Linked DNA regions of Homo sapiens: region 1 is linked to region 2. Evidence: chromatin loops called from intact Hi-C (ENCODE). Cell type or tissue: Caco-2. All regions are shown on one strand. Links, peaks and the distances in the headings refer to the core of each region. The heading gives the core; the rest is flanking DNA. Region 1 has its middle 8.8 kb from the start of GSX1. Region 2 has its middle 9.6 kb from the start of URAD.

What was found. Hi-C counts contacts between places; a loop is a spot of excess contacts. Peaks named below come from ENCODE experiments on the same cell type or tissue, not always from the same donor. Only the 100,000 strongest peaks of a DNase experiment are listed, where the experiment ranks them.
Region 1: it touches region 2 in a loop (4-fold over the local background); 7 of 110 quality-filtered maps call a loop at or near these places.

The regions. Positions count from the first base shown.
Region 1 is chr13:27,782,198-27,785,134 of GRCh38, forward strand. No RefSeq gene overlaps it. Among named protein-coding and RNA genes, the nearest start is that of GSX1, 8.8 kb to the right of the region's middle. In Caco-2, for the core only: a CTCF peak has its summit at 1,160; no DNase peak of the experiment used is centred there.
Region 2 is chr13:27,996,848-27,999,784 of GRCh38, forward strand. No RefSeq gene overlaps it. Among named protein-coding and RNA genes, the nearest start is that of URAD, 9.6 kb to the left of the region's middle. In Caco-2, for the core only: a CTCF peak has its summit at 1,269 (motif pointing left); a DNase peak (open chromatin) is centred at 1,264.

The DNA.
Region 1 (2,937 bases), core at 117-2,616, 210 kb before region 2:
AAAGCTTAAGAAAGTGTTTGTGTCTGCTGTACAAACTAGGCAAGGTAGAAATGCTATCTTCTTGCTGTCCCAGGATTGAGCCAGCTAAGCTTAGCCCTCAGGCTGCAGCCGATGTGAACTGTCCCATGATGTTAGTCCTCACTTAATAGCTGGAGAAGTAAAGAAAAGTGGCTGTTCATAGGAATTCAGTTTATTCATTAACTCTACATTGTGAGCTAGAAGCGGGACTTCTCCCTGAGGCGTGGAGCCTCCTCAGAGCGGATCTGCTGACAAACAATCATCAGTGGATCTCACCTGTTCTATTTTCTTTCCTTCTTACAAGGCCTGCTGTACTAGAGATATTAGTTTAGTACTCCAAAATGACACAGAGATCTGTGCAGTTACAATTACTCAAGTAACGGTGACAGACTCAATGTTCTTTGTTGGAATTACCAGGGTTTTTGAGAATGAGGAACACTAGTCAAGTGGTGAAGATATTATCCTTTGGAATTGCACATAACTGCAAGACAACATGGCCCCAGAATCCATTGGTAATGCATCAGCCTGTCTGTGCCAACTAGGAGTAGAAATACTCAGCTCCCTGCCAGGGTTGTAGGCATGGCCAAGAAAATCCTGGAGCAGCTGCTGTAAGAATCAAGGCATTTTGTCAGCAGCCTTCTCTGCAAACCCCTCCCTTCCTTTCTTCTGAAAATGTAGTGAGGGTACAGCCAGCACTGGTCACTGTGGCTCTGAGAAATTGCAAATCCAAGTACTTTGCTGAATAAAATGGGAGCTTGGCTGTGTTCCTTAAAGGTGGGGGTGGAGGTGAAGGCGATGGTCAGATAAATCCCCAGGACCTTTTAAACCAGTCCTCTCTACTCTGCTCTGTATGATGTACCACAGAATTTCTGCCTTCAACAAGTCCTCAGCTCCTTCCCTTCCAGTGGCTTATCTTTGCTTTCTTTGGTGATTTGGAGCCAAGGCTTTCCGAAAGGTCAAGACTAGAGGAGGGGATGTGGCCTGGGCCTGCTCTGATAAAAATGGGCAAAGAGGAGTGTGTGTGGAGGGAACGGAGCAGCCACAGGACAGCACCACTCTCTGTGGGTTTATTGCTTTATGCTGCCACCTGGCTGAGCCCTGAGCTTCAGGCTCCTGCTGGCAGAGAAAGAAAAGGCAGAGAAGACAGGGAACATTTACACTGAGAGGTCTCAACATCAGGCTTCCTGATGGGAATCCCGCCTGAGGCCACAGACCATCACATCCAGCCTCCTGACTCAAGTGTCACTGTCACTCACTTCTAAGGGGGAAACAGGAACTGTTTCGAAAGGTGGACTTAAAGGCGAGGGGTTCATTCATCAACGGATAACTACTTTAGGTGAGACTGGTTCTGTCAGTCTCTAATCCACCATGTTTTCTTCTTTTTTAAATCTGCAAATTTGTTGCATGGAGATTCTTAGTAAGATATTTCATACTCATCTTCCAGGTCCCTGAGTAGAACTCCTTCATCCCTGCAGAAATTATCTTTGCTTCCAGTACTTTCAAGGTGGAAGAGAAAAGGAAATGGCTGGGGGTGAATAACTTAGGCTGAAACTTCTATGTCCAGAGAAGGCCTCACCAATGTTTCTGCATCCTGTCACCCAGGAAAGAAAACATACAGCTAAAATTTACTGAGGCCACACTCGGTCTTGGGCAGCATCTCAGCATTCTACGAATGCATACGGAGTAAACAGTGGTCCCTGGAGCAAGATGTAGAAGGAGGCAGTATGTCTATCTCAGGCTCAGCTCACGGACTCAGGGGAAACCTCCCTGGAAGGAGATAATGTGGTTTTTGTCAGGGTGGTGCCAGCCGACAGACTGGCCTGTGGATACTTGTAAGGCATCTCATGAAGGACACCCAGGAAACCATATGGGAATGGGAGGAATTTTGCAAGTAAGGCCAGAGGTCCAGCAAGCTCCATATAGAAACTCTAGGTTGTTATTAACTGCTTCTACCTAAACCCAATGAATGAGAAACCTGGTACTTACATTCAGGTTACACATATATTATCTCTAATCTTTTCAAGATAGGTGAAGTATCATTCCAATTTTACTGTAAGAAAACTAAAGAGCTGAGCACTTATGAAATCTTACGATGCTCATCAAGATGCAACTATGATCATTGAATAAGTGCAAGAGACGAGATTCCTCTATTGCCATCAGCACTAACATTAAACATTTATTAAATATATACATTGTGCCAAGTGCTATGATAAAGGTTGGTGACACCTCTGTAAATAGCCTTAATCCCTTCCCTTAAGGGCTTGCAATCCAGTTGGAAGGCAACAAGAGGGTATCCCAGCAACTATGCCATAATTACATTGATTCCTTCATTTGGCTTGATGCTTATCATCTGATTGGATCGGGGGTTGGGGACCATATTAGTTATGCTTAGATGCAGATGTAATAGAAAACTTAAATAATAATAAAAAAGATGTTTACCTTTTGCTCACATAAAATAGGTAGGCAGCTCCTTGATCTCTCAGGGACTCTGCTTCTTCTCATCTTTCTCCTCCATTATTCCCAGTACAAAGCTTCTATCTTTAAGTCATCTCCTGGACCAAGATGGTTGCTAAAAAAATTCACCATCCATGCAACAAGAGGAAAGGAAGAGGAAAAGAACGGAAACAGTGCCTGACAGCTGCTGAGGCTTTCCCCAAAGTATCTCCTCGCCACTAAGCTTTCTGCTTCCAACTCATTAGCCATCATTTGTTACAAGGAGGGCTCAGATATTTGGTACACGCTATTGCCCTAAATAAAACTGGGGTTCTGTTACTAATGAAGAAGGGGAGAACAGATACTGGGTAGACTACTAGCAACCTCTTCCACTGGTGATAAAGAAAATTAAATAGGAAAACAGAAAATGACCTATTCTCTAAAAATTAGAGATCCAGGAATCCAAAGAGTCTCTCCAAATTATTT
Region 2 (2,937 bases), core at 295-2,794:
CTCCTCTCATTGCAACCTCCACCTCCCAGGTTCAAGTAATCCTCCTGCCTCAGCCTCCAGAGTAGCTGAGATTACTGGCACCCACCACTGTACCCAGCTAATTCTTGTATTTTTAGTAGAGATGGGATTTCGCCATGTTGGCCTGGCTAGTCTCAAACTCCTGACCTTAGGTGATCCACCCACCTTGGCCTCCCAAAGTGCTGGGATTACAGGCATGAGCCACCAGCCTCGGTCTACTCAGCCTTTAAAAAACAGGAAATTCTGTCCTTTATGATAACATGGATGAATCTAGAGGACATTGTGTTAATTGGAATAAGGCAGACAGAGACAGGCAAATATTGTATGATCTCACTTAGGTGTGGAATCTAAAAAAGTTGAAGCATGTAAGTAGAGTCAAATGTTGGTTACCAGAGGCTGGGGCGGGCAAGATGTGGGGGAGAGGTGAGGGGAGAAGTTTGTCAAAGGGTCCAAAGTTTCCGTTAGACAGCAGGCATAAGCTCTGGTGTTCTATTGTACAACACAATGACTGTAGTTAATAGGAATGTATTGTATACTCCAAAATGGCGAAAACACAGGGTTTTAAATGTTCTCACCACAAATAAATAATAAATATTTGAGGCCGGGCGTGGTGGCTCACACCTGTAATCCTAGCCCTTTGGAAGGCTGAGGCAATTAGATCACCTGAGGTCAGGAGTTCGAGAGCAGCCTGGCCAGCATGGTGAAACCTCGTCTCTACTAAAAATACAAAAATTAGCTGGGCGTGGTGGCACACACCTGTAATCCCAGCTACTCGGGAGACTGAGGCCATGAGAATCACTTGAATCCAGGAGGCGGAGGTTGCAGTGAACAGAGATCACACCACTGCACTCCAGCCTGGGCGAAAGAGCAAGACTCCATCTCAAAAAATGATAATAATCATAAATAAATAAATATTTGAGGCGATGGATATACTAATTACCCTGACTTCATCATCCCACAATGTTTACATGTATTGAAACATCACATTGTACCCCATAAGTAGATACAATTATTATTTGTCAGTTTAAAATAAAACTTTTAAAACCCAACTGAATACTGAAGAAATGAATTGAAGCTATCTGCATAGAGGGTTGTTTTCCTTCGAATCAGCGGATTGGCTTTTTCTTTCATTCTGCTACTTAAAATCTGCCTTTCCAGGGGCAGGCAGGGCGTAGTCGCGAAGTCAGGCCTAGGGCCTGAGATCAATTTTTTAAAGAAGTGCTAGGGCGCCAGCTGCTGGCAAGATTACTACAAAGGCCTAGTGGAAAGGGCTGCCCTTGTGCAGCAACAGCCTATGTAGGAACAGCAAGTTGCATTCCTCCTCGGTGTTAAAAATAGGTAGTTATGTCAGGTACAAAACTTGACCCAAACTGAAATAGAATCTGTGGTAAGAATTTGGTTTAATAAGAGTTGATTTTCATTTCTCCTTAAGAGGTTGTACATTTTATGTGGGTTTTTTTACCACAATAAAAAATAGACAGATATGATAAAAAGAGACAAAATGAGAATTACAAAAAGCTAAGAAAGAAAAGTAAGGAAATACAGAAAATCACATAATAGTAGAACCCAACAGTCATCTCAAGGTAAGTGTTAACAGGGGACTGGAGACAGCAAGTTATTAGCTCAAGTTTCAATTTCCTCAGAAAAAATTGGTATAAGTTTAGAACCTAATTCATAAGGTAGTTAGGAAGATTAAATGAGATAACACACATCTAGTTCCCTGCACATAACAAGCCCTTCACAGATACACATATTGGGCAAATATTGACACATTGTAAAGAATAAAAGGCATGTCTGACAATATAGCCAGTATGATTTCATTTACATAAAAAAGATGTGTGTGTGTGTGTATATGTAACTATGTGTGTGCAGTTATATATATATAAATATATATATTTATATATAAATATATGTTATATATACATAAATATATGTTATATATATTTATATATATTTATATACATATAAATATATATATTTATATACATATATAAAAATATATATATATTTATATATAAATATATGTTATATATATTTATATACATATAAATATATATTTATATACATATAAATATATATTTATATACATATAAATATATGTATATACATATAAATATATATTTATATACATATAAATATATATTTATATACATATAAATATATGTATATACATATATATATGTATATACATATAAATATATATGTATATACATATAAATATATATGTATATACATATAAATATATATAATATTTATATACATATATATATTTATATTTATATGTATATACATATATATTTATATTTATATGTATATACATATATATATTTATATTTATATGTATATACATATATATATGTATATAAATATATATATTTATATGTATATAATATACATACATATATATATATTTTTTTGAGATGGAGTTTTGCTCTTGTTGCCCAGGCTGGAGTGTAATGGCTCCATCTCGGCTCACCACAACCTCCACCTCCTGGATTCAAGTGATTCTCCTGCCTCAGCCTCCCAAGTAGCTGGGATTTACAGGGATGCGCCACCATGCCCCGCTAATTTTGTATTTTTAGTGGAGACGGGGTTTCTCCATGTTGGTCAGGCTGGTCTCAAACTCCCAACCTCAGGTGATCCACCTGCCTCGGCTTCCCAAAGTGCTGGGATTACAGGTGTGAGCTACTGTGCCCTGCCATGTAAATATATTTAACAAGAAGATGGGGGAAATATACCTCAAACTTTTTTATTTTTTCAGAGACAGGGTCTCACTCTGTAGCCCAGGCTGGAGTGCAATGGTGTGATCATGGCTCACCACAGCCTTGAACTCCTTTGAGCAATCCTCCCACCATAGCCTCCCAAGTAGCTGGGACTATGGATACACACCACCACTCCCAGCTAGTTTTTACGTTTTTT